Linked DNA regions of Mus musculus: regions 1 and 3 are each linked to region 2. Evidence: chromatin loops called from intact Hi-C (ENCODE). Cell type or tissue: heart. All regions are shown on one strand.

The links. Peaks named below come from ENCODE experiments on the same cell type or tissue, not always from the same donor. Only the 100,000 strongest peaks of a DNase experiment are listed, where the experiment ranks them.
Region 1: a loop joins it to region 2, with 3 times the contacts of the local background. A loop is called at or near these places in 19 of 42 quality-filtered maps.
Region 3: it touches region 2 in a loop (2.7-fold over the local background); 10 of 42 quality-filtered maps call a loop at or near these places.

What each region holds. Positions count from the first base shown.
Region 1 is chr2:6,318,651-6,326,650 of GRCm38, forward strand. Usp6nl (USP6 N-terminal like) reads left to right here and starts at 4,107. Exons shown (of 15, transcript NM_001080548.1): 1 at 4,107-4,304. A230108P19Rik (RIKEN cDNA A230108P19 gene) reads left to right here. Exons shown (of 7, transcript NR_040333.1): 7 at 1,322-2,961. In heart, a CTCF peak has its summit at 4,697; DNase peaks (open chromatin) are centred at 4,141 and 4,601; H3K4me3 peaks cover 2,848 bases; H3K27ac peaks cover 2,148 bases.
Region 2 is chr2:6,216,636-6,224,635 of GRCm38, forward strand. The region is part of intron 1 of A230108P19Rik (RIKEN cDNA A230108P19 gene); the gene reads left to right. Among named protein-coding and RNA genes, the nearest start is that of Echdc3, 7.6 kb to the left of the region's middle. In heart, a CTCF peak has its summit at 3,710; a DNase peak (open chromatin) is centred at 3,706.
Region 3 is chr2:6,464,528-6,472,527 of GRCm38, forward strand. It overlaps Gm13391 (a long non-coding RNA gene), which reads left to right and starts at 1,552. Exons shown (of 3, transcript XR_373980.2): 1 at 1,552-1,709; 2 at 7,836-7,927. In heart, a CTCF peak has its summit at 4,829 (motif pointing left); DNase peaks (open chromatin) are centred at 4,802 and 6,894; H3K27ac peaks cover 2,237 bases.

The sequences.
Region 1 (8,000 bases), 100 kb after region 2:
ATCACACTTGTGTGGCAAGTGCCTTGCTGACTGAGCCACCTCTCCAGCTCAGAACTTCATTCTTAATAAATTTACTGCACTTTTCCTGCAGGTTTGTGACAAAAGACATTGAAGTCTATCTGCAATTTATTATTGTTCTGTGGCTCCCTGGGCTCACCTGGAAGGTCACCACCTAGGGTTTCTCAGGGTGTCGTTCAGCTGGGACTCCAGGCATGCAATACCCAGTTGCCTTGCCCATGTCGCCAGTTTGAGGTTAGCGGCTGTTGGCAGTGGGCTCAGGTGAAGTTGGCTATCTGGTGTGCTCACTGTAAGATGCCTGAGTTTCTTCCTTGACAGTATTTGAATTCTGAGAGAAAGTGCACAAAGGATTTCAGAGACTCAGGTAGAACCTTGAGGCTTCTTCTGCTCTCATCTTAGAGATCAATCACTCTGCCTCATTCCCTCCACACTGAGTCACAGGGCCGTCGTAGATATAAACGGAGGGTGGCTAACTGTGTGAGTATTGGTAGGCATGGTTCACTGGGAGGTTTCCTAGGAAAACTGCCTTTCAACATACACAGAGTTAGAAAGTTAATAACAATCATGTACATGAAGGCTAATGTTTTATCACTAAAATGGAGACAAAAAAGCCAGGAAGTCATATTTTAATTTTTAAATACTTATATATGTGTGCATCTTAATATTTACATTTTATCGGTTTGATGAAACTTAAAAAATCATGGGACCGGTGAGATGGCTCTACAGGTTAAGGCGCTTGCTGTCAATTCTGATGACCCAGGGTTCAGTCCCTGGGACCTGAACGGGAGAGGGAGACAACTGACTCCTGAAAGTTGTCCCCCGAGTGCCATACTGGCGCTGTAGCACGTGCTCAAACCCCGTTCCAGAATGGGCGAATATATGTCCTAAAAATAATGGTATGGCATCTGGGAAGGGACTTGGGGCAGCTGACATATGGTAGACGGAAGCGCTGCTGACAGAAAGTCCGCCGGAGCTAGGAAGACAAAGTGGCACATCTGAAAAGTGATCCAGCCTCGTTACAGACTCCTGGCAGACTGTGATGTCTTACTGTGTAGTCAGGAACAGGTTGGCTACAAGCAAGGAGTAGAGGAGATAGTGAGTGGAAACTTCTGTGGTTGAAAAGGAGTTGTTTCTAAGCTTTGATTTGTTTTTGTTTTTGAGTCATAAGATGTTTGAGCATGTGAAAAAATGAGAAACGTTTTACATATTGGGTATTGATACAAATTGGGTACTGATACACCTTTGTATCCTTTGGTCCTTCCTTTCCCTTTCTCTCCTCCTCATTCTTTCTATATTTATTCAGAGGAAGCTCACTCTGGCCAGAGAGCAAAGTGGACCAAAGAACAGAACAGGATGGAAGACAAACAAGTCCCAAACCTCATGGCTTGTATGTTTCTAACATAGGGGCACTTCCCAAGTCCCCCAAAACAGCAATAAGTAAGATCACCCCAGATTGTTGTAACAAACTGTTTGTAACATATGTGGAATTCTACTGTTTGTGATCCTTCTTCTGGTCTGCCATCAATACTTTCTCTTTTAATCTGAAGGACTTTATTAAGGAAAAACTATGAGCCATGTGGATGTGGCTGATTTCATTGACATGTGGTCCATGGATATCCACTGATATGCTTGCTTTCTTTTTATCATGATGAGTTATATACAGTGATATTGGAACTGACTTTTTGAGTCAACAAAACACTCCTAGGGAATTTCAGAAATGACTGTAGTGGGTAAGATGAATCACATGAGGCTTTCCAGAGTCTCCACGGCACAACCCACTTTGCTACTCCCCAAACCTGAATGGACTGCATAGCCATCGATCCACATTGCAAGGTCTCAGTTTACAGGAGACTCTAGGAACAGCGCCTTTGATCTGCAGTTTTGAAGATGAAAGCTAAGGATGCATGGTTTACTTTTGAAAATTTCCCCATGTTCTATATTTTCATGTTCTCACCGCAAATTATACTCTTAACCCTAGTTATTATGGAGTCTTGTGGGAAACTTAAACATGTACTTTTACCTTTGGCAATATTCTGTAAGTATTGTCATGAGTATAACATAACTTTTAAAAACGAAATGCAAACATCACTCTTCCTGTTATGTGATCGGAAAGTTCTAAATGGCTGGCATTTGCAGAATATTCTCATTGGAGATACAAACTGTTTATTCCCCCTTTCATTTTCTCTGGGATTTTGACAGTGAACTTTCCCCCCAGTTGAAGGGGGAATCACATGTATGATATCTATCGTATGTTAGAGGGAATAGGATCACAAGGCGGACATAACTTAAATATGCATTTTTTTTTTTAGGACAGCGGTTGCTAAACGACTACCCCAAGACTCAAGTGTTCCTATTTGTGTAGGTTTTCAGTGAAATTCAGCTACCCTCATTCTTGAATATATTTCTGAATAATAGTACAGACTGCTAAGTCTGAAGTTGGGCCGACAGTGCTGACAGTTAAGTCTAGAATATAGTATTACACTAATATAAACTTCACACACACATCTGAAACTTCTCCTTCAGTTTGTGAAGCAAGCTGTGTCCAGCATTGCCCCTCCAACTCATTGATATTTTTGTATTTGTGGTAAAATTTCTGGATGAATTCTCTTGAGCCTCTGTGGGGTTCCCAAGGTATCCGGAGAGACGGTAACTCAAACGTTATACTTTAATTCAGTAAGTGTCTTTTGGAGGACTTCTGCAATCTTCAAAGCACAATGTAAGTACATGCGTATGTGCATGTGTTGTCATCAAAGACTTGGAAGCTGTAGGCATTGTCACAAATGGAGAGCTCTTTGGTGACTTGCTAATTTTGGAATTCTATTCCTTATATTTGAGTGTTGAAAAAATTCCCATGACCATCCAACTTTTGACCTGATTTTCACCAAACCAACTGTGCCATTTGTACATACCAGAATAAACAAATCAATAAACAAAACAAAACCCAAAGTAGTGTTTCCAAACCTGGTTTAAATGGAGACCTGAATGAAGGGATGCGCGCGCGCCTGTCTGTCTGTCTGTCCAAAAGGCCCTGGGTTTCACTGGTTAATCAGCATTTGAGAGTCAGAAGTGGCCTCAGAGGCCATCTAAGACCCAAGGAGTCACAGGTGTTAAAGTCTGCAAGCCCAGGAAGGGCCAGGACTCTGCCTCTCCTCAATTCCTCAAGGAACACAGTTTGCAGTGAGTGTCAGGTTTCACCAGCCTGGGAAAGAGTAAACGCAGTGCACAGTTGCCAGCTATAGTAATTCTAGTTCCTGGAAACAAGGACAGAAGCCTTTTAGCTACTCGCACACCCAAACCTTTGCTGCTTCTAGTGAATAAATCATTTAACCGTCAGCAAATTACAGTGTTGGGAAGTTTACATCATCCCCTTTTTACATCAGTTCTTAATGGAAGACCGTGGGGATTAAAACTCTTGACACAGAAAAAGCTGACCTAAAGAAAGATGGGCCAGGGAATGAACACTGTTTAGGCAGCAAAAGGCTTGCACACAGTAGCCTACTTAAAGTTGTGCTGATCTGAACTCTTGGCATAAATGCCTGGAAATTGACTGTGTGACCTTGTGTCAGTAACAGAGCCACTCTGTTGACAGATTCACTGTGCACACACTACCAAGCATTTGTTTGCGCGGGGAACAACTCCACGAAGCAGGTACAGTTTCCCTCTCACTTCACGGGTGAGGATACCGAGTCCAAGAAAAACCCAAGTGCAGTAGGCAACGTCTGAAGGCTGGCGAGCGGACGGGCCTCATCCGCGAAAGGCGCCGTGCTCTGCCGGCTGCCCTCAGGTGTCAGACACAGCACTGGTCCCAGCCCGTGAGTAGCTCTGGAGCGATCGCTGGGCGCCGCCGGGTCGGCGGACCCCCTCTTCATGCAGAGGGGCTCGGGCCGTCGGCCTCCGCCCGCAGCCCATCGAGCGCGCGCCCGGCGGGAGCGCGGGAACAGCGCACGTGCCGCCGGGAAGGCAGGGGCTGTCCGCCCGCGCCAAGATGGCGGCGGCCGCGGCCGCAACGGCGACTGTTGGCGGCCGGTGAGGCGGGCGGGGCCGGCGGCGCGGAGGCGGGGTCCCGGGAGAGCCGCCCTGGGGAAGGCGGGGGCCGTTTCCATAGCGGCGGCGGCTGGAGGTGTCGCGCCGGGGAACTTCCTGGTTCCCGGGCTCGGCTTTGCCGGGAGCCTCCTGGAAGGGAAACAATGGGGCGGAGGGCACTGCGGTAGCCGCCGCCGCCGCCGCGCCGGACCTCTCGGCCTCCCGCGACTGGCCGCCGCCGCCGCCGCCGGGACCGCTTGGAGGTAACTTCCTTTTCTCTTCAGCCGCTGCTACAGGGGCTGGCGGGGTCTAAAGGCGAGGGGGCCAGGTCGGAACTGGCTCCGGGCAGCCGGTCGCCGCCATTCCCGGCCCCGGGCAGAGGGCACGCTGCGGCGGCGCGGCCTGGCCCGAGCCGGCTCCCGTGGACCCCGCGCGCCGTGTTGCTCGCGCGTGGGGGTGGTGGTCTGCGGTGTGATTGACAGGCGGGCGGGCGCGCGCGCGGGAGCGGCCGGGCGGGGGGCCGAGAGGGCTCGGCGCTGCGTGCAGACCCCCGGGGAGGCGGAACGCTCCGGCCGCCTTCCTCCCCCACCCCGCGTGCAAGTTTCGGTCCCCGGGGAGACGTGTCTCCCTTGCAAGTTTCAGTTGCGTCCTGCGGGAGCGCGAGTGGGCAGGACCCAGGCAAACTTCGTTCGCTGAGACGATTGCCTGGGATGCCGCAAGAACTTTGGAGCAGCCCCGGGGAGGATGGGCGGGCGGGAGGGAGCTGGAAATCCGTGCGCCCCGGCAAAGTTTTGCTGGCTAGTTTGGGGCTCCGGGAGCGCGGCGTTTCTATAGGGGATGAGCACGGTGGCTCGCAGGTGTTTTAATGCAGAGAATGAGAGAAGTCTTACTCCATGGTGGGACGTTCATATATGTTGAGCATCGAGATCTCTGGGCTCTTCTTTAGGCACACTCCGTATAATCGACAGATACTTTTTTTTTTTTTAAAGATTTATTTATTTTATCTATATGCGTACACTGTAGCTGTACGGATGGTTGTGAGCCACCAATGTGGTTGTTGGAATTTGAACTCAGGACCTCCGGAAGAGCAGTCAGTGCTCTTAACCGCCCAGCCATTTCTCCAGCTATCCACAGATATTTTGAATTTTATTTTTAAAATTAGCGTACAAGGTGTTAGCTAACATCACGGCATTTTCGAATAAAGCTGCGTTAGTAGATTCTTCTGTTCACTCATTCCTCCTACCCCAGATGCTTTTTAAGGAGACTAATATGCGTTGTGCCTTATGGAAAGGCTCGGTGAATTGGGGCAGTACTGCGACACGAATGGAAAAAGTTGTAGGGACAGTGTTCAAAGTATTCTTGCTGGAACAGTTTAGTCGTGGATCCTTCCTTCCTTCTTTCCTTCCTTCCTTCCTTCCTTCCTTCCTTCCTTCCTTCCTTCCCTTCTTCCATTCCTATGTAATTAGATCTATGAGACAAGTTGTTTCATAGCTCAGAAAAGTTTCGCGGTACGGTTGATTGAGATGACTCGTGACCAATTCCCTCCCATACTGAATCTCTGGAAGTTTTCTCGGTGGTGGTGGGAACTAGGGCAGAGTTTTAAATTATTTCCCCTTTCTTTAACTCACCTTAATAATCAGTAAACTGGCATTTAAACAATGACTCACTGCTTTTCTCACCAAGACCCCACAATTAACAAAATATTTCCTAGTTTGTCATAATTTTATAGGTGAAATTGTAAGCATGCTGTCTCGTTCACTCCTTAGTTTGTACTCTCTCCAGGCCATTATGCTGTAAATCAAAATGGAAAAGGAAATTATACTAATAACAGTATTAATTAACTTGTGCGGGGGGGGGGGGTCGGGACGACGACGACACAGAGCCCTAATTGCAAGGACAGGTGCCCTCAGTTGAAGAATCAGGGCACTCCCACAAAGGTATTGAAGAAACATCCTTTGTCTGACTTTAGAGTGTGGTCCTGAGCCCTAGTGCTGTTCGCCACTTTTTAAATCAGACTACTGCTCTAGGTTGGGCTTGGTTCTGGTGAGTATAATCCATCAGTACCCTTTTGCCTTAAATATATATATTTTAAAAGATTTTTTTATTTTATGTGTATGAATGTTGCCTGCATTTTTGCGTATGCACCACACATGTGCTTGTTGCTCTCAAGAGGTCAGAAGAGGATGTCAGATCTCCAGGAACTAGAGTTCTGAATGGTTGTGGGCCATCATGTATTAGCAGCAAGTGTGCCTAACCACTGAGCCATCTCTCCAGCCCTCCATTACTCCCTCTCAGGGTGTTTTGTGGTGCAGGTAACCCTTAGCAAGGACAACTGGTCTGGTTAAACAAGTACCTGAGGAGAAGTGGCAGACGTGGTGTTGGGTGTATAGTGACTGATCATCTTCATGCATTGAGTGGGAACCAGCAGATCCAGTCTGGGGCTCCAGGGCCTAGCTTTGTTCTGTAGTGTATTGGCCTAGCTTTGCCATCATGACGAATTATTGTTACATTTTGTAGCCAGGAAATGATTTTGGTTGAAAAATTGAGGAATGTTAAGGAAGTCAAAGAATTTAGAATACTAAAACTTTGAGAGTTGCTACTTCAGGTATCGAGGAGGAGACATTTTCTGGCTCTGAGTTTAATTCTACTTTAACCATCCTTGTTTTGTAACCAGTGCAATTCAGACTAATTACCACAGACTTACAGTTTGCCCCTTCAGTGTAATTTGTGAGAAGCATTTTCCATTTACAGATGTGATCTAATTATACAGTAGAGAATAATTTTCTCCTCTAAAAGGTTTCTACCATCTTTTGCAGTTAACCTAAGAATCACAATTTGAAGAGAGTCTGGCCTGTAGCATCCTTCCACATAGTGGACAGGGATTAGAGAGTGTGGGGATTAGAGACACAGAGACCATTCCTGGCTGGCTAGTATCTATAGGAACTCTCGTTGCATGACTTCATTCTTCAAAGCTTATTGTTTCATGAAATTAGGATATTTGAGGGTGAGAGGGAAAGTGTGTACACAGTACAGACTGAGGGAGACTGAGGTGGAGGTCATAGGAGAGTGGTCCCTGCACAGCCTCTGTGCTGCTGTCACTGCTTAAAGAGAAGCTCCTGAACCAGTCCCTCATCGTCTGCCTCAGAGTCATCCCAGAGAGTGAGTCACGCTTGATCCTCACGGCCACACAGACATGGAAGAGACTGTCCACTGCACTGTCTGCTTTTAGAACTCTTGGGTTACTGTTAGTTTCTATGGCTGTTAAACTTGGACTAAATGCTAAATAAAATATCCTTTAGTTTTTTTGTTTTTTGTTTTCAGAACAAAGATTGTAAGGATCATTGTTGATTGAGTGTGTTTCTTTTTCCCTTGTTGGCTTAGACTACCTTATTTAATTAAACATACTCACTCTTCACAAAGCTTTAGGAGCTGTCTACCCTAAGAGAAAATGTCTAGTAAGTATTGGGGTTGTCTCATTTGCTTGTAGCAAGATCAAGATCGACTTGGGAATTTTGTGTCTCCCTAAGTGGTTTTGGCTCTACAGAGATGATTTTGTTATCTTGTGACAGAAGCACACCTTGCACCTGTGTCATTGTGACAGGAGTGTAGCAGAGGTTACATGTCCCGTCCCGTCCCGTCCTCCCCCCCCCCCCCCCCCCGGAAGTTTTCTTCCACTGTATCAACAAGTGAATTGAAAAAAAAAAAAAAAAAGAAATGTTGAAGTGCTGTGGTAGACTGTCATTTAAAAACGGCTCAGTATATTAATTTTACACTAGCTATGTTACTAGGGATGGCAAATCTGCGTTTCAGCACAGTGGGAGTGCAGGGTTCTTGCACCCATGCTCCCTGGGAACTACTGGGCTGTTCACTTTGTTGGCTTTCTGGCAGGTTAATTTATCAGTGTATATGGAGTAAGATAAGACAAGGTGAAGTGAAAATCACAAAAGAAAAAAATTGAA
Region 2 (8,000 bases):
GTTATATTGGCTTAGGAATCAGCACTTGGTAGCAGGCAGCCATGTGGCAGGGTTTAGACAAAGAGCAAGAGACCACAAGGTATCAGACAAACCATACTTACCCCCGGTTTATGCCCAAGCAGGGGTGGTGCACATGTTTAATCCCAGCACTTGGAAGGCAGACTCAGGAGCATCTCTGAGTTCGAGGCCAGCCTGGTCTACAGAGTGAGTTCCAGGACAGACAAAGCTACACAGAGAAATCCTGTCTTGAAAACTAAAACAAATAAAACAATTCATACTTACAACTGGCCAGCATGCAAAAGAGACAGGAAAAAGAAAAAGTTGCAACTTGCTGACTGGGAAAGGCAAGGCTCAGCAGAATCTCCTGGTGGCTTGTAGGGACTGCCTGAGTCTGTTTTCTTAACCAGACTGTTCCCCCAAGTGATGCAGAGCACACAAGAGCAAATGCCTTAGCTGAATTCCATCACGGGCCATAGTCAGATAAAGACTTTTCTCACCTTTGAAAAGGCAGTTTCTCTGAGAGGATGGAAGAGTTGGTTGGGGGACAGTAAACAGATCAAGAGACTTCACCTTAACAGAGATGAAGAAAATAAAGAACCGATGTGCAAAAATTGCTTGATATTGGAGCAACTTGATTCTAAGACTCCCAAAAGATTCCAAAATCCATGGGTACATTCTCATTTATAAAACATTGTGCTATTCACACAGATCCTCTAAATATTTTAAACAATCTCTGGGTTCTTATAAACTAAGTCTATATAGCATTTTATGCTGTGGTTTCATCATAAATACTTTTGCTCATGGGTGTTTGTCTTTGTGTGTATGTGTGCTTTGAGATAGATTTTCTCTCACTATGTAGTCTTTGCTGGCCTGGAACTCTCTATGACCAGGCTGGTGTCAAACTCACAGATCTGCCTGCTTCTACCTCCCACTCGTGCCACCACATCCAACAGCTTTTTGTATATCTTACATTTTTTTCCCAGTTTTGAATCTGTGGTGCAGAATTTGTGCATGTGAGCAGGAGGAGGAGGCTCACACCTTCGATGCCAGCGCTTGGGAGACAGAGGGGGGAATGCCAGAGGTCCAAGGCCAGCCTGGGCACAGGCTCTTGGGTTCCCTGTTAGTCTTAGAAAGCACTCAGCACCTTCAGGTGAGGGATGGGGAGAGCAATATAAGTACGATGAAGTGTGTCTGTCTCCAACATCAGACAGGGAAAGTGTAGACACGGAGGTTGGGATGTGTAAGGCTCTGAGAAAGGGAATAAAGCAGGGCTCTCAGAGTGTGGATGCCATGTTCAGCAACAACTTTACACAAAGAAAGATGTGGAGACGGGTGCCTGTCACGTTACCCAGGCAGAGACTGACAGTCCATTATCCAGGCAGGAACTGGTATAAGTGGCTTAAACATTGGTCTATCCTGAGGCAATGCAAGGCTCTTTGTGAATTCAGTCTGCTGCTACAGGCCCCATGTTCCTCCTGTTAATTTTTTTCAGGGGCTGTCTGTCTTTATCCTCTCTTGTTCAGAGCCCTTCTAATCTATTTTCCACTCCGACCTTCTCGCAGATACAATTTGATTTCCGGGTTGCTAGCAGGCTTCTCTCTGGCTTTGATTTATGCATCGTTTCCCCGAGCCCCGTGTCTGTGGTGGAGGATGTGTCTTTGCTTTTTGTTCCCTTTAAAGACCCACAGGTGCTTGGAGACTGCTGGAGAAACCAGGCTGAATACAGAGACTTGCAGGGAGCCTGGCGTCTGGGGTTTGATGTGGGCATGAAGGAAGATCCCGGCCTCTTCAGTGTGCAGAGAAAGGAAAGTGAAGGGCAGATTTTCTCACTCCTTTTGGAATGATTTTTGAACTTTCTAAAAATTGTCTCAGCTCTCTTAGAAAGAAATGGGATGGGGTAGTTCAGAGGTACAAAGGGTAAGAGGTGGCTAGGAACTTACCTTCAGTTATGATTCCCCCACCCCACACCTGGCTGCATCTCTGTGTTTTGACCCATCTTCCCTGTGTCTGTCTCCCCATCTCCGAAGCTTGTAGAAGGGTCAAACCCTTTCAACCAGAGAGGCTTCCAATCTTCATGATTCCCTGTAGCTACACATGCTTCTTTGTGTCCCAAACATAACTATTTTATATTTTATTTATAATCCAGCAACCATTACCCAAATGCTCTTTTTAAACTTCAGTTTCTTCCCAAGGACCTACGCCTCAAGTTGAGTGGTGGTTATATTAGAAATCAGTTGAGGGGAAGCACGTGGGGTGAAGGTAGCTCTCTTTTTTGCTATTGAGCACAGATTATTTTTGTTTGTTTTGAGACAGGCTCTCTCTGAAGCCTTAACTGGCTTGAAGCTTGCTACGTAGACCAGACAGGCTTCAGACTCCCAGAGACCCACTTGCCCTGCCTCCTGAGTGCTGGGGTTAAAGGTGCACACACTGTTGAGTTCACTCATTTGCCTTAGGTAGAACAAACTCGGCACCTTCCGTGAGGGATGGGGAAGAGTGGTATGCATGTGTGCACACAGCATCACGACTAGGCATCTCAGGAGTCAGGCCCTTTGAGGGACACTGTGTGGTCCACATCTGTTTCCAGATGCTATTTCTAAATTGTAGAGAGATAAAGCTGTTAGCCACTCCCTGTGGTGCTGATCCCAGGCTCATTGCAGGGCCTTACAAAGCTAGTGCGGACTAGAGTCAGTTTCCTGCTACATGACCCTGCCATCCTCCTTCTCCTGTTTCTGTTCCATGTTCACACCAACCCTGCTTCACACATTTTTTTCTGCCTGATTTTATTAGGTTTATTGACAGGTAACAATTGTATATATCTAGGGTGTCTGAGGTGATTTTTGTGTGTCATCCTATTTATTTACTTATCTCTCTCTCTCTCTCTCAATCTCTCTCTCTCTCTCTCTAAATACCAGGGTCTTGTGTAGCCTAGGTTAGCCTTGAATTTGCAACATAGCTGGAGCTGGCCCTGACCACTGTCCAAGTACTGGCCTCAGTAACACAAAGCTAGCTATTCTTTCTCTGGTTCTGTGTGTTTCTTCCTCGATGACACTAGCTGCTGCTTACAGTATCTCCTGGCTGAGCCCTGTATCATGTCCACTCTTTAAAGCAAGTATTAAATACCTCGTCCTGAAGCTGTTCAGATGTCCTCGGCTGAAAGTCACTTTGTTGTCCTCTAGCCTTCTCAACATTTTTATTTATGGCATTTAAGAGCGTCTCCCCACCTTTCTTTTCCATCCCAGGCTAGCCTCAGACTCACTAAGTAGCCAAAGATGACATTGGCTCTTTCTCTACCCATAAATACAGGAGTTACAGATGTGTGCCCTCACATCTGGCCCTATCAGGTTTTTTGCAGTTCTTTTTTCTCCATATCTGCTGTTTCCTATGACACTAAGGATTGCTTTTTTTTTTAACCTTTTATTGGTTCTTTGTGAGTTTCACATCATGCACCCCAATTCTTCTCATCTCTCCTACTCTTCATAACCATCTTTCACCCTTTCAATGAACCCCCTGGCCCCACCCCACACAACAGAGAAAAGAAAATCTCATTGTGGAAGCTGCAGACACTAAGGGTTTCTTAAGGGCAAGCTTCACACCCTAACTATGCCTGTATCTGCTACCATGATGCTTTCCGATGTCTGCAGACAGGAAGTGTGTGAATGGTTGATTCAAAGTGATTATGGGTAGCCAACTGAAATGGCAGTTCCCTCCAGAGACACATGGTGGTGCTCTAGCCAAGCAGAGTTACACAGATCAAACCAGACTCGTTTAGTTTCTCAGCAATTTTAAAGATGGCGAATCCTTTGATTGCTGTCTCACCTGTCCTATCAAGCAGCTATGGATGATGGGAAAACAAATATGAAAGTCAACTTAATGAGCAGAACAAGACAGAAAAATCAGACGTGAAGACACTATCTACAGAGAGACAAGCACCTGCTTTCTCTGAACAAGGTCCCTGACACCCCAGCTAAGGATATGACAGAGACTGTGGGCCTCTGGTGAAGCCAGGCTGAGGCCTGTGTGCTGGGGAGAAGCTGCCTTCAAGTTGTCCCTCTTTTACTGGGAAATTGTTGTTGCTTATGTGACAGTTCTCAAGTACCCAGGCTGGCCCAGGTCTCCCTGTGTAGCTAAGGTTAACCCTGGCCAGCTGATCCTTCAGGATACAAAGGTGGAATCCCATGAGAATCGGCCAATGCTCTACCATGGTGCGCCAGCCTACCTTTGTTAATGGTGGGATGTTGTACAGAAAATGAGCCCTAATAGCTTTGTCGCCTAAGTTAGCGAAATTGAGTATTTTTCTTATTATTTTTCTAAATGTGCAAAACATAACGTATAGTAGATACAAGAGTGCGTATTCTGAAGTAGCCAGCTCTCCCCTGCAAGGGTGCTTGCTGCCTTGAATTTGCCTTTCTTTCCCATATTGCTATTATAAGACTGTAGTTTTGTGATTGTTTGTTTGTTTTTAAACGGGGTCTCGTGTATCCCAGACTTGCTTTGACTTGAGACGTTACAGGGATGGCCTCTAGCATCTCACCCTTCTGCCTGTACTTCCCTGGTACTGGGTTTACAGCCCTGCATCTCCTGGTACAGTGTATAGAGTTGGGGGGATTGGAATCTAGGCTTTGTGAACGCTAGGTGAGTTTCAACCGAGCCACAATCCCCAGCTCCACTAATAAGACTTTTAGAGTTTACCTCCTTATTTTAATAAATTAGATTGCATATTGAATAAACCGAGATGCAAGAAACCAAAGAAACTGACAGATTTCAAAGCCATGTCAGGAAATGAAAGTTGAAGTGTGATTAAAAGTGATTTACAAGCTGGGCGTGGTGGCTCACACCTTTAGTCCCAGCACTCAGGAGGCAGAGGCAGGCAGATTTCTGAGTTCAAGACCAGCCTGGTCTATAAAGTGAGTTTCAGGACAGCCAGGGCTACACAGAGAAACCCTGTCTCAAAAAACCAAAACCAAACCAAACCAAAACAACTCCCCCCCACCCCCAAAAAAAGTGGTTTACAGATTTAAGCCGTCCTTGGCAACAGGTGACACTGTCTCAGAATAACCGAATGAACAAAGCTTCAAAATGAACATGTAAATTCCTGCTCATCTTTCTCCATCCTCCACTGCCCAGGTGCTTTGTGTGAGTGCATATCTCTCTCAGAGTCTTTCTCTCTCCTTCTTTGTCTCCCATCCCCTCTCCCATCCCCTCTCCTGCTCTGTGTGTCTAACTATACAGTTGTATAAAGTTTGAGTGCTGGATTCTTAGGGACTGACAGCATTGGTGTGGACTGGTATCTGGGTGATAGTGGTTTTCAGGGTCTACCATAGAGTCAGAGAAGATTCTGGAGGGACAGACAGAGGTTGCAAAAAACCCTCACTCTGAGTCTGGCCTCACAGAGGACAACATTGAGAGGTGATTCATGCACAAAGGTCATGAGAATAGAAGGTCTTTGTCAACGCTTGCCTACCTAGATCAGGCAGTTGGTTTGATCTTATTTCAGGGACTTGCTGTGCATACAAAGGAAACAATCACCAAATTCCACTGGGCCTCCAGCATCTTATCTTTTAAAAAATAAGGCACAGTTTGAAGATCAAAACTGATTTCATGGGAAGAAAAGAAACCTTGACTTCTGTAGTTGCTACTGCGGGTTTACGTGATAAGCATGCAGCTTTGATTGCCACGATTCTCCTCCCCATCTGGAAGTCTGGGCTGTCAGACCACAGAACTCACATCTGGATTTGTGGGAGAGAACACCCCCACCCCGTTTGATTTAATTACCATACTGATTTAATGAGTTACCGTCTATGCAACTTTTTTCTCAGATTATCCCTTACTTTGTTTTTAAAAGGGGTCTTCAAAATAACTTGTCAAAACACCAGGAAATAGAAACAAATTGCAGATGAGGGGCTGATGAGATGACTCAGTAGGTAAAGGGGCTTACTCATAAAGTCTGAGGGCCAGAGTTCAATTTCCAGGACCTACACTGACTCTTGTACATTGTGTGTGTGCGTGTGTGTGCACACGCGCGTGAGCACTAAATAGCAAATAAATAAATAAATGTAATAAATAAAATATAACTAAAAATACAAAGGTGAAATGGGGCTGAGTTTCACATCTTGAGCACTCTGGTACCTCCCCCATCTCTGAAAGTCATCCTAAAATAGCCTGTAAGCTTCCATAGGTCATGGAACTGAAAACCAAATCAAAGTGGTGATCAAATCAATTATGACTCAAATTTGAGAAATAGAGAGGCCTGTTTTATATTCCAGTTACCTATGTTTTCTAAATTTGATGGTACAGTGACTCAGAGCTTAAGAGTTCATGTTGTTGCCGGGCGGTGGTGGCACACGCCTTTAATCCCAGCACTTGGGAGGCAGAGGCAGAGGCAGGCGGATTTCTGAGTTCGAGGCCAGCCTGATCTACAGAGTGAGTTCCAGGACAGCCAGGGCTAACCCTGTAACTCTGTCTCGAAAAACCAAAAAAAAAAAAAAAAAAAAAGTTCATGTTGCCAACCCTGATTACCTGAGTGTCAGCCCTGGGACTCACTCAGTGAGAAGGGAAATGTTCTGTGACCTCCATATATGTACCATGGCACATATATTTCCCCCCCAAAATAAATAGATTAACAAAAATGTATTCTATACTATGTAGCACAAACTTGAATAGCATAGTGTGGTGTCCTATAGCCTTCTCTTTCCCCCAGTGAATCATAAACGCTTCCATGATGCAAGTCTTTCATTACAAGCGGACTTAAGGCCACCGTGGTATTTTATTATATCGCTTTTCCATAATTTGCTTAACTAGTCTTTCTTGGCAGACACATAAAATCTAAATGTCATAAATAATACCCCGCCAAACAACCTTTTGCATGAATCTCTCTTCCCATCTCTGACATTTCTCTGAGGTTAAGTTCCTAGGTCCAAGGCAGTGTCCTCCATGGTTTTCTCCAGAAACTTTGCACCTCCAGTACTTAAGAAATTTTAAGAATGGGGGTCATGACCTTGAGTTGGGCTTAGAAATGACCTCTTGTTGTGGCTGACATTGTTCCACAGATAATAAAATACTTGCCGGATACTCTACCTTGTACATGAACACTCAGCCTTGTAGAGGGAACAGTTACTCTGATATTTTAAAGACTTCCTCTATATTCAGTAACTAGAGGAAATGAGAATTAATCAGCATTCTCTAGAGAAATAGTCTAATAGGAGGTACATGTATTAAAATGTATTAAAATAGACAAGGAGACTTATAATGAGCCCTGGTTCATGTGATTAGCAAGCGGAGAAGTCCCACGTTTTACAAGCTGGGAACCCAGGGCATGATGTGAGTTGGCCCCAGTCTGAACAAAACCCATGGAGCTCGAGTCTGAGGACGGGAGAAGATGAACTGAGATGTTCCAGCTCAAGCAAGGAGACAAGAAGGAAAAGAACAAAGTTCCCTTTTATTCTATTGAGGCCTTCAGTGGATTGGGTGAAGCTCAACCGTCTTGAGAAGGGAAATCTTTACTGAGATCACAGATTCAAATGCTAACACCCTCCAGAAACACCCTCATAGACACACTCAGACATACTATTTAATCTGGACAACCCTTGGCTTAGTCAAGTGGACATGTGCTAACCACCATAGTGGCAGAGATGGGGAGAGGTGACCGGGGAAACCTCTGGTCTCCACAACTTTACCATATTGATTATGGACTCCAAGATTCACAAAGACTAATTTGCATAAACTCTTGAGGTAGACTCAAACATTTGGAATGTTGAGATGAGGCTACCAGTGGTTTAGGAGACGGCATTTTACAGAAAGCCCATGCCAGGGACTCTTTTGTAATAGAAGAGATGTGTCGTCCTGTCCAAGGGATGCTTATAAAACAGTCTCCTTTTGCTACTCCTTCCAAACTCATTGGCCAGTTCTCTTCCCTTTTTATTATGTTACTTCATGCGTGTGGATGTTTTGCCTGCACATATGTCTGTGCACCATGTGCTTGTCTGGTGCCCAAAGAGGCTAGA
Region 3 (8,000 bases), 250 kb after region 2:
AAATGACATCATTGGCAACCCAGCTGAGCAGCCCTGTGGTCTGACCTTGGCTCACCACCTTGGAGGAGACCACTGAGCGCTGAATGTTCTACCAGCTTTTCCATTCCAAATGTCTCTGGAAAGAAAATGAAGCAGGTGGGCCCGAGCTCTTTGGATGAAGTTGAAGGGATGTGGAGGGGTGTTCCCCTTCCACAGAAAACACTCTCCATAGCAGTGATGCTGTGTTCTGGAGAAGGCCTCTGGGGGCAAAGGGGCAACTTCTGGTTGCCATGGTAACTAGGTGAACGGATAGCTTTGTGTTTGGTTTTAAGTAAGATTTTTTTTTTTTTAATTACTCAAAAGAATAGAAAAGTGAAAGTCAGGGCTAAGAGCCCCTCTCTCCTCAGTTTTACTTAAAAAGCCTTTTCAGACCAGGCTAGCAGGGAGTGAGATTAAACAGGTGGACATTGCTCCGTATAGTTCTGATACTAAACAGGGTACTCGGTTGTTACCCGAAGGTAAGCTGGAGTGATTTGCAAGGAACCCAGAGTTAGTGAGTGTTTGGTAGCACCAGTCACGTTGTTCCCACAGGGAAGATGCAATGAACACATTTGGTTTAGGTATCTAAACAAAATACCTGACAGAATTCCTGAAGAGGCAAGTTGGCTGAGAAGAGGTTTGTCTCTGCTCACAGTTCGGTGATGGGGAAGGTATGGAGCCCGAGGCAGCCAGCCGCGTGATAGCGGTAGACAAGGGCATTCGACTGGAAGCCAGGTCAGCCTTTTATCCTTGAGCTCCACATAGCCCCAAGTCAGCCAGCCAGGTGCCTAGTTTCAACAATCTCCTGGACCTTCCAGCACCATCAGCTGGAACCAAAAGCTCAGACGCTTGAGGCTATAGGGGACATTTCACAGCCAGATCCTAAGAAACCATCTTTAAGGCGGGAAAGAGGAACCGTCCCCTGGCTTGGGGCTTCTCTCCGTTTCTCAGCCTCTCTGGCTGGACAAGTGTCACCGAGTGGCCACTGCTCATAACAGTGTCCCAGGGTCTGGACCCCTGCTACCCGTCCAGAACATGGGTGGCAATGTAGCTCTTTTTCAGAGCCAGAAAGGATGTATGCACGAGCTCTGCTGGCTCTCCCAATCACCGCTCACATCTTTCTGGTCCCACCTCCTCTCTGGACGCAGCCTTTGATTTTTTTTCCATCTCATTCTGTGGGAAGAGCCTGTGTGAGGAGCCGCCCTCACATTTGCCATTATAAGATGGCGCTGACAGCTGTGTTCTAAGTGTTAAACATAATCTGCACACGTGCAGGGGCAGTTTTCCCGCCATGTGTTCTGCATTTCTCGTGATGACAACTGGGCCAATGGGCTGCAGCCAATCAGGGAGTAATACGTCCTAGGCGGAGGATAATTCTCCTTAAAAGGGACGGGGTTTTGCCATTCTTTTTCTCTCTCTTGCTTTCTTGTTCTTGTTCTTTTTCTTGCTTTCTTGCTCTCTCTTGCTCTTGCGCTCTTGCTTTCTTGTTCTTGTTCTTTTTCTTGCTCTCTTGCTCTCTGGCTCCTGAAGATGTAAGCAATAAAGCTTTGCCGCAGAAGATTCCGGTTTGCTGCGTTCTTCCTGGCCGGTCGCGTGAACGCGTGTAAGAAGCCTGTGCCTCACTCGGAGGCAGTTGAGTGCATGCTGCATCTGTGAAGCCTGGAGCACCCTCAAGCACCACTCCTACTCCGGTAAGAGCTGGTGGGAAACGGAGCTGGAGAAGGTAGCGCCAGTTCCCCAAGTGAGGAGCGAGGGGCTCTGACTGTGCTGCCAGGCAAGTGTGAAGATGGCACTTGGAGCAAATGGCCCAGGGTGACTGAGCCATGGCTCCCTTCTCATAGGACACGCCCCCTTCCCAGGGAGGGGCCAGGGCATAAACACTTTATTTGCTGCAAAGAACAAATCTGCATCCTTTCAAGGGCATTTCGTCAAGGTCCTAGAATATGGATTTTGCAACTCAATTTAGGCCTGCTTTTCTTACATGCACTTTGGCTTATTACGGTCTGTCTAGGAGCCGCTGAAAACATAGCATGAGTTAATGTAACTTGAGTCCTGTTAGTTTCTTTTGGCAGAACCATCTCAAATCAACAGGAAATTGCTTTCCTGTGTTTGCTTTCTGCCGGTCGGATCCATTGCAGTTGCTGGCTCCCTTAGACTCTTCTTTCTTCATGAGTTATTCGACAATATGTCCTGCACTTACCCCAGCCAATCATGCTCTGTGACACATCAAGTCTACATATGACTTGTGACTTGTGTGTATGTGTTTGCTTACATTTAGAATGTGTGGTGATAACTCCAGGGGTGCAGTGCACAGGATGGCAGAGGCTCTGTCTCCCTGCCAGAGCCATCATAAGAACAGACTGTTCACACCTACCATTAATGCCACCTTTCCCACTGGGATGGGGAACCCGCCTGGCTAAGTGATGTGGAGTGAGCCCTTTCTTCTAGACAGTGGGACTGTGGCTTCCCTGCCAGGTGCTTCCAAGCCCAAATTCACAGCCCCTTCCTTGGTGGCTAAGGGAGCCATAGGTGTGCTCAGCTTGGACCTACATATGTAAGTGCAAGGCTCCTTGTGGTGAGAAAAAGGTGAGCCAGGGAAAACAGAGACAAGCTTGTCCCAGAATGCCTCGGGCCACTGTGGAACTCCAAGAAACTAAGAATTGCCCATTGGAAGTCGGCTTCAGTGTGTGAGTGGAAGAATGACCACATTCTCGTGAGGAACTCACTGCTTCCGTTGTTAATTGTGTACATTCATGTTGGAGGTGCAGGTGAGTAGCCGGGGGCAGAGAGACTTTGCCAGAGGTCAACCCAGGGCATCATTATTGAGGATTCCTTCACCTGGTTCTTCTAGACTGTGTCTTCCTAGGTGGCCCTGTTTGGCCTGGAACTCACAGAGACCTGCCTGCCTCTGCCTCTCAAGCAGGATTAAAGGTGTGTGCCACATAATTCCTGCCTTTCACTTTGTTCTCTGACTCTTTGTTCCACTTTGTCCCTCACTGGGACCTGGGCTTCACAGAGTAAGCTAGGTCCACCAGCCATCTTCTTGTTTCTGACTCCAGCACTGGGGTTATGAGCATATGACATTATGTCTATAGTTTTAGGATGGTGCTGGGTTCAAACTCAGGCCCCACGCTGACAAGTAGTTTGCTAACGAGCTACCCACCCACCCTGTTTATAACTATTAAATATACACAGAATATAGGCCTCGGTCTTCTTGTCATTAATTAAATTATTTTGAGGTCTGATCAAAGCACAGTTCTGTTTTTTAAAGGGTCTATCATTTAGAGTTACAGATTAAGACACAGACGAAATGAGATAAGTATTGGAATAATTATGGGTGAGAAGAAGCAGATGATATAGTCAAACAAGACTGGCTATGTGTTGAAAATGAGCTAAGTCAGGGATTATCAGGCATTTAAATGTGCTTCAACTCTTCCACTTTTCAAAAGGTGTATTTTTTAGGGACTGGGGACATGGCTCAGTTGGTAACGTGCTCAGTTCAGATTCCATCACTGTGTCAAAGTCAGGCATGGCGGTAGATGTTTGTTATTATAGATGTGGGGTGGGGGTAGGGTGGGATGGGGGGCTAGTTTATAGAGCTTATTGGCCAGCTGACTACCTGCATTGCTGAGCTCCAGGTTTGGAGAGAGCATAAAATAGAAAGCAGCGGAGGGAGACAAGTGACATTGCCTCTGTCCTCCACATACCACAGGTGAGCACATGTCTGCGTGCAAACCATGCACACACCCATGGGGACGTGTAGACACACCACACCACGCCATACTTCTTAATAACTTGAAAAATATTTTTATTGGTATATGTGTGTGTGTGCGTGCGTGCGTGCGTGCATATGCATGTATGATGCCCACGAACAAGTGTATGTGGAAGGCACAGTGTATACTGAGCTGTTTTCTGTCCTGTGAGTGTGATGTCAGTGTTCATCACTCCTCGGGTGCTGGGCTGTTGTTGTACAGGGGCCTTATTTCCCAGTGGAGGAGATTAAGGCTCACTGAGGACCCAGAGTCTTCCTGGAACCCAGCAGGGCATGTGAGGGAGGCTGAACCCAAGGCAGCAACAGTGGCTCTCCTGTGTCTCTCTGCCTAGTGCCACCTCCAGGTGACCCTATGGCTTCCTGGGCAGCAATAGCTTCATGTGGAGAAATCAGCACACTTGCGGGCTCAGCAGTCCTCTGATCGTGGTGTTTGGAGCCCAAAAGGGAAGGGGACTTAACCACCCTGAGCAGCCCACCCACCGCATGCCTCAGCAGGCTTTCCCCCAACATGGGAATGACTGATTGATTCCGGGAGACAAGCCGGCTGGTTCACATTGCCCGAGGAGATTTTCCTTATTGTCTTGTTTTGGGTTGTTGTTGTTTTCCCATTGGCTGGAAATTTAGAACATGCCACTCTAGGGCAAAGAATTCTCAGAACTCTACCCAGTGATTGCTAAGCTAATTTGCTGTCATAGCAACTTTAGAGTTTGCTCCACCTCCTCTCTTTTCCTGGAGACAGGTTAGTCTCAAACTCAGTACCCTCGAGCCTCAGTCCCTTGAGTGCAGGGATTGCAACCCCCAGATACCACCACATCTCTAAGCGGCCTCTGAATTTTACAGCCTCGCTTTACCTGAGGCTCACACACACCTGTGAGGACAACAGCCACTGTTGTCATCTGAAAGTAGACAACAGCGGCGTGAATGAGTCAAGGTCTCAGCCAGGTTTTACAGAGTTAGGGAGGGAGATAGAAGACAGTAGGTCCCTAGACGGCAGTTCAGTGCTTGCTTCTGGCAAATGCTAGTCTGCAATGCGCCACCTAGTGGCAGGATTCACATACAGGCTCAAGTGCGCCTCATTAGAATGACTTCAATCTACATGTGGACAGGAACACAGCGTCTTCTGTCTTGTCACTCTGCTGACCTTTACGCTGAGTCCACTGTTGAGCTAGAAACTGAGTCGCTCTTTCACGTTGCTGTCCACAGGAAGGAAGAAAGGAAGGGTAGGGCAAGCAATGTCCACTGAAAACAAACAGTGCATTCGGGTAGCTACAGCATCCCCTCTGCTGATAGCCCTCAGACCAGTGCTGGTCAGGCAGTGCATGCATAGCCAGGGCTTAGAATGAGCTCAGATGAAAGGTAGTCAAGAGCCGGGCGTGGTGGCACATGCCTTTAATCCCAGAACTTGGGAGGCAGAGGCAGGTGGATTTCTGAGTTTGAGGCCAGCCTGGTCTACAAAGTGAGTTCCAGGACAGCCAGAGCTATACAGAGAAACCCTGTCTCAAACAACAACAACAACAACAGCAACAACAACAACAACAACAACAACGAAAGGAAGGAAGGAAGGAAGGAAGGAAGGAAGAAAGAAAGAAAGAAAGAAAGAAAGAAAGAAAGTAAGTTAGTTAAGAAGGAAACTTACTTAGAAGAGGAGGACATCTTCTGTGCTGACGCAGTGTCTGGTCCAGTTACACATGACCCACCCACCCCTCCACACAGCTGGTTCTGTCCAGATCCTGTGCGATCTTGTCCATCCAGCCCACATCCAGGCTCCTCTTGGTCTGGAATCCTCGACCCCAGAGGCAAACTGGTCCACCTCTTTCTTTCTAGTCTGCTTCTCAGTGACAAGGAAGGCACTAGTGGGATAGGGCAAGGGAGCCTTGGATATTAAAGTTTTGTCTCCACAGGATCCCTGGGGACCCGAGGTCCATGCCCACACTGTCTTCTAGCCACAAGAGTGACTTCTTTGCCTGCAGGATTGGGTTAGAGTCATTCCATCACAGCTAACTTCCAGTCTACATAAGACGTTTCTTCCTGCAAATGGTCTGTAACTTACACAAACCACTTTGTGGGTCAGAATCTAGCTAGTCACACGTAACTGCAGTGGGTTCTGGGAAGTATACTTTCTAATCTGCAGGTCATACACCCAGCTGTCCTTAGTAAAGGGTTTCATTGATTAAGAGAGGAAGGGAAGAAGTAGTGAGGTACAGTTCAGCGTTTGTGCCCCCTCTAGCCTGGGATGTAATTCCCTGTAATCTTTACTGTCCAGAAACGAGGCATTTTCTGTATCTCAGAATCCTGCCACCAGCCCAGACGTCATAAGAGCATTCATTGGAATGCTATCCTTTCTTTAGGTTGGGCACTGAAACGAAGGGTCCCACTAGTCCAGATCATTGGTAGCTATAACAACAGACTGCCTGTCATTTATCCGGCTTCCATTTTGTGCTAATTACTCTTTGAAATGATCTCCATTGGCTCAATCTTCACAGCCCCCCTGGGGGCACGTATTCAGACAACTCTGTTCTCTGTCAGGAGAGGCTTCTAAAGGCCAAAATTTAGGGACCTTTCTCACCACCTCTCTAATTCCCCAGGTTTGCTCCGACCCAGTCCCTTAGGAAGAAGGTGAGAAGGTGGTCTTTTGCAATGCGCAAGGACACCCGTGAGCATGCTAAGCAGCTCAATTAACTCTGAGTTTGTTGTAGGATCAGTATGTCGTGGAAAGTAGAACTCTCCGAAGAAGAGAACATGTGCATCTGGGAGATCAGGGAGCTGCCTGGAATCAGAAGCCCGGATTTGACCTTTGCCCACATTTATTTCTGTCTCCCACACTAAATATTACTATTGGGCATGTGCGTTCTGTGCTCTCTCACTAGCATAGTCATAAACACAGTTAACTTAAAAACAAATACAGAAGTGTGTTTGGCTTATTAGACATCCTTGCTTAATGGAATGCATGACCCCCCAAAGCCAGGAAGCAGACGCCTGCCTGCTTCCTGCCCTGCCACCATCCCCAGGCTCATAGGGGAGAGGGAGGTGTGACCATTCTGTGGCAGTAGCATTTTGCACCAGGCCAGGGTGTGTGATTCTGCAGCAGTTGGGAAGGTGCTGGCTGGACCCATCTCAGGCAGCAGGAACATTCTGGCAGCCAATTACAAATCCTCTCTCAGAGCTGGGAGAAGGTGCGATCACTTCTCCAGGCTCCCCTGGGATCTCTTTTCCAGTGTGCAGAATGGGCCTCCCCAGGGCCCCTGCTCTGCCGGCTCCCCTATCTATGCCTCATGAATAGATTGCCAAGTCCCAGTCCTTCAAGTCCCAGTGAGAGTGGGGGAAAGCCGGCAGCCTCCTCTCTTCTGTCTAAGTCTGCTTGGGCTGCTATAGCCAAGTGCTCTGTCTGAGGGGTTTGAGCTCAAGTGCTGGGATTAAAGGCGTGCGCCACCATGCCCGGCTGTAACGTTCTTTCATAACTCTCAGTGATGACGGGGCCACTGTTACCTCCCTATTTAATAGCTTGCTTGTATTACCCCAAACTCTCATGCTGGTGTCTGAAACACAGTGCCTTGGCACATGACTGTTTAGAGAGGGGTTCTTTCCAGACGCAACTAGTTAAAATGAAGCTGTTAATAGTGGAGGGAGGCTATCATATGACTGATGTCCTTTTAAAAAGAGGAAACTGGAGATACACACACACACACACACACCATGTGAGCATGAAGGAAGAGCTGAGAAGCAATCCCAGAGACAAGGGGAAAGGCACCAAGCAAGACCCTTCTTGTCGTCAGAAGGAGCAGACCCATACTGTACTTTTTTGTTGGATTTCCAGCCTCAGAGTCCCACTCCTACCCTGTTCTGTGCCGGTTAGGGAAGAAGAACTTCTGTTGTGTCCATGAACAGAGAACAGCAGCGGTCTCTAACTTCCGCACAGGGGAACCTGCAGGTGTTGGAGACAGTGGAATGGCCTCGGATGATGAATCAGGGAGGCTGTGTCCTCTGCTCTCTGGCCCTCCACCGTTCATTCTCCTGTGTAAGTGCCAGTGTGTGTTTCTTTCTCCAGCCTCACGCTCTAAACAAGATGCCTCTGGCAGAGGCCCGGGTAGATGGAGTCTCTCAAGTCCAGTACAACTTCATTGTCCCTGACTTATGAAGGTAAGAGCCAGAATCACCCAGAAGCCCGAGAGCTTCCTGTTGGGTTACTTGTTTTACCATCTATATTGAAAAG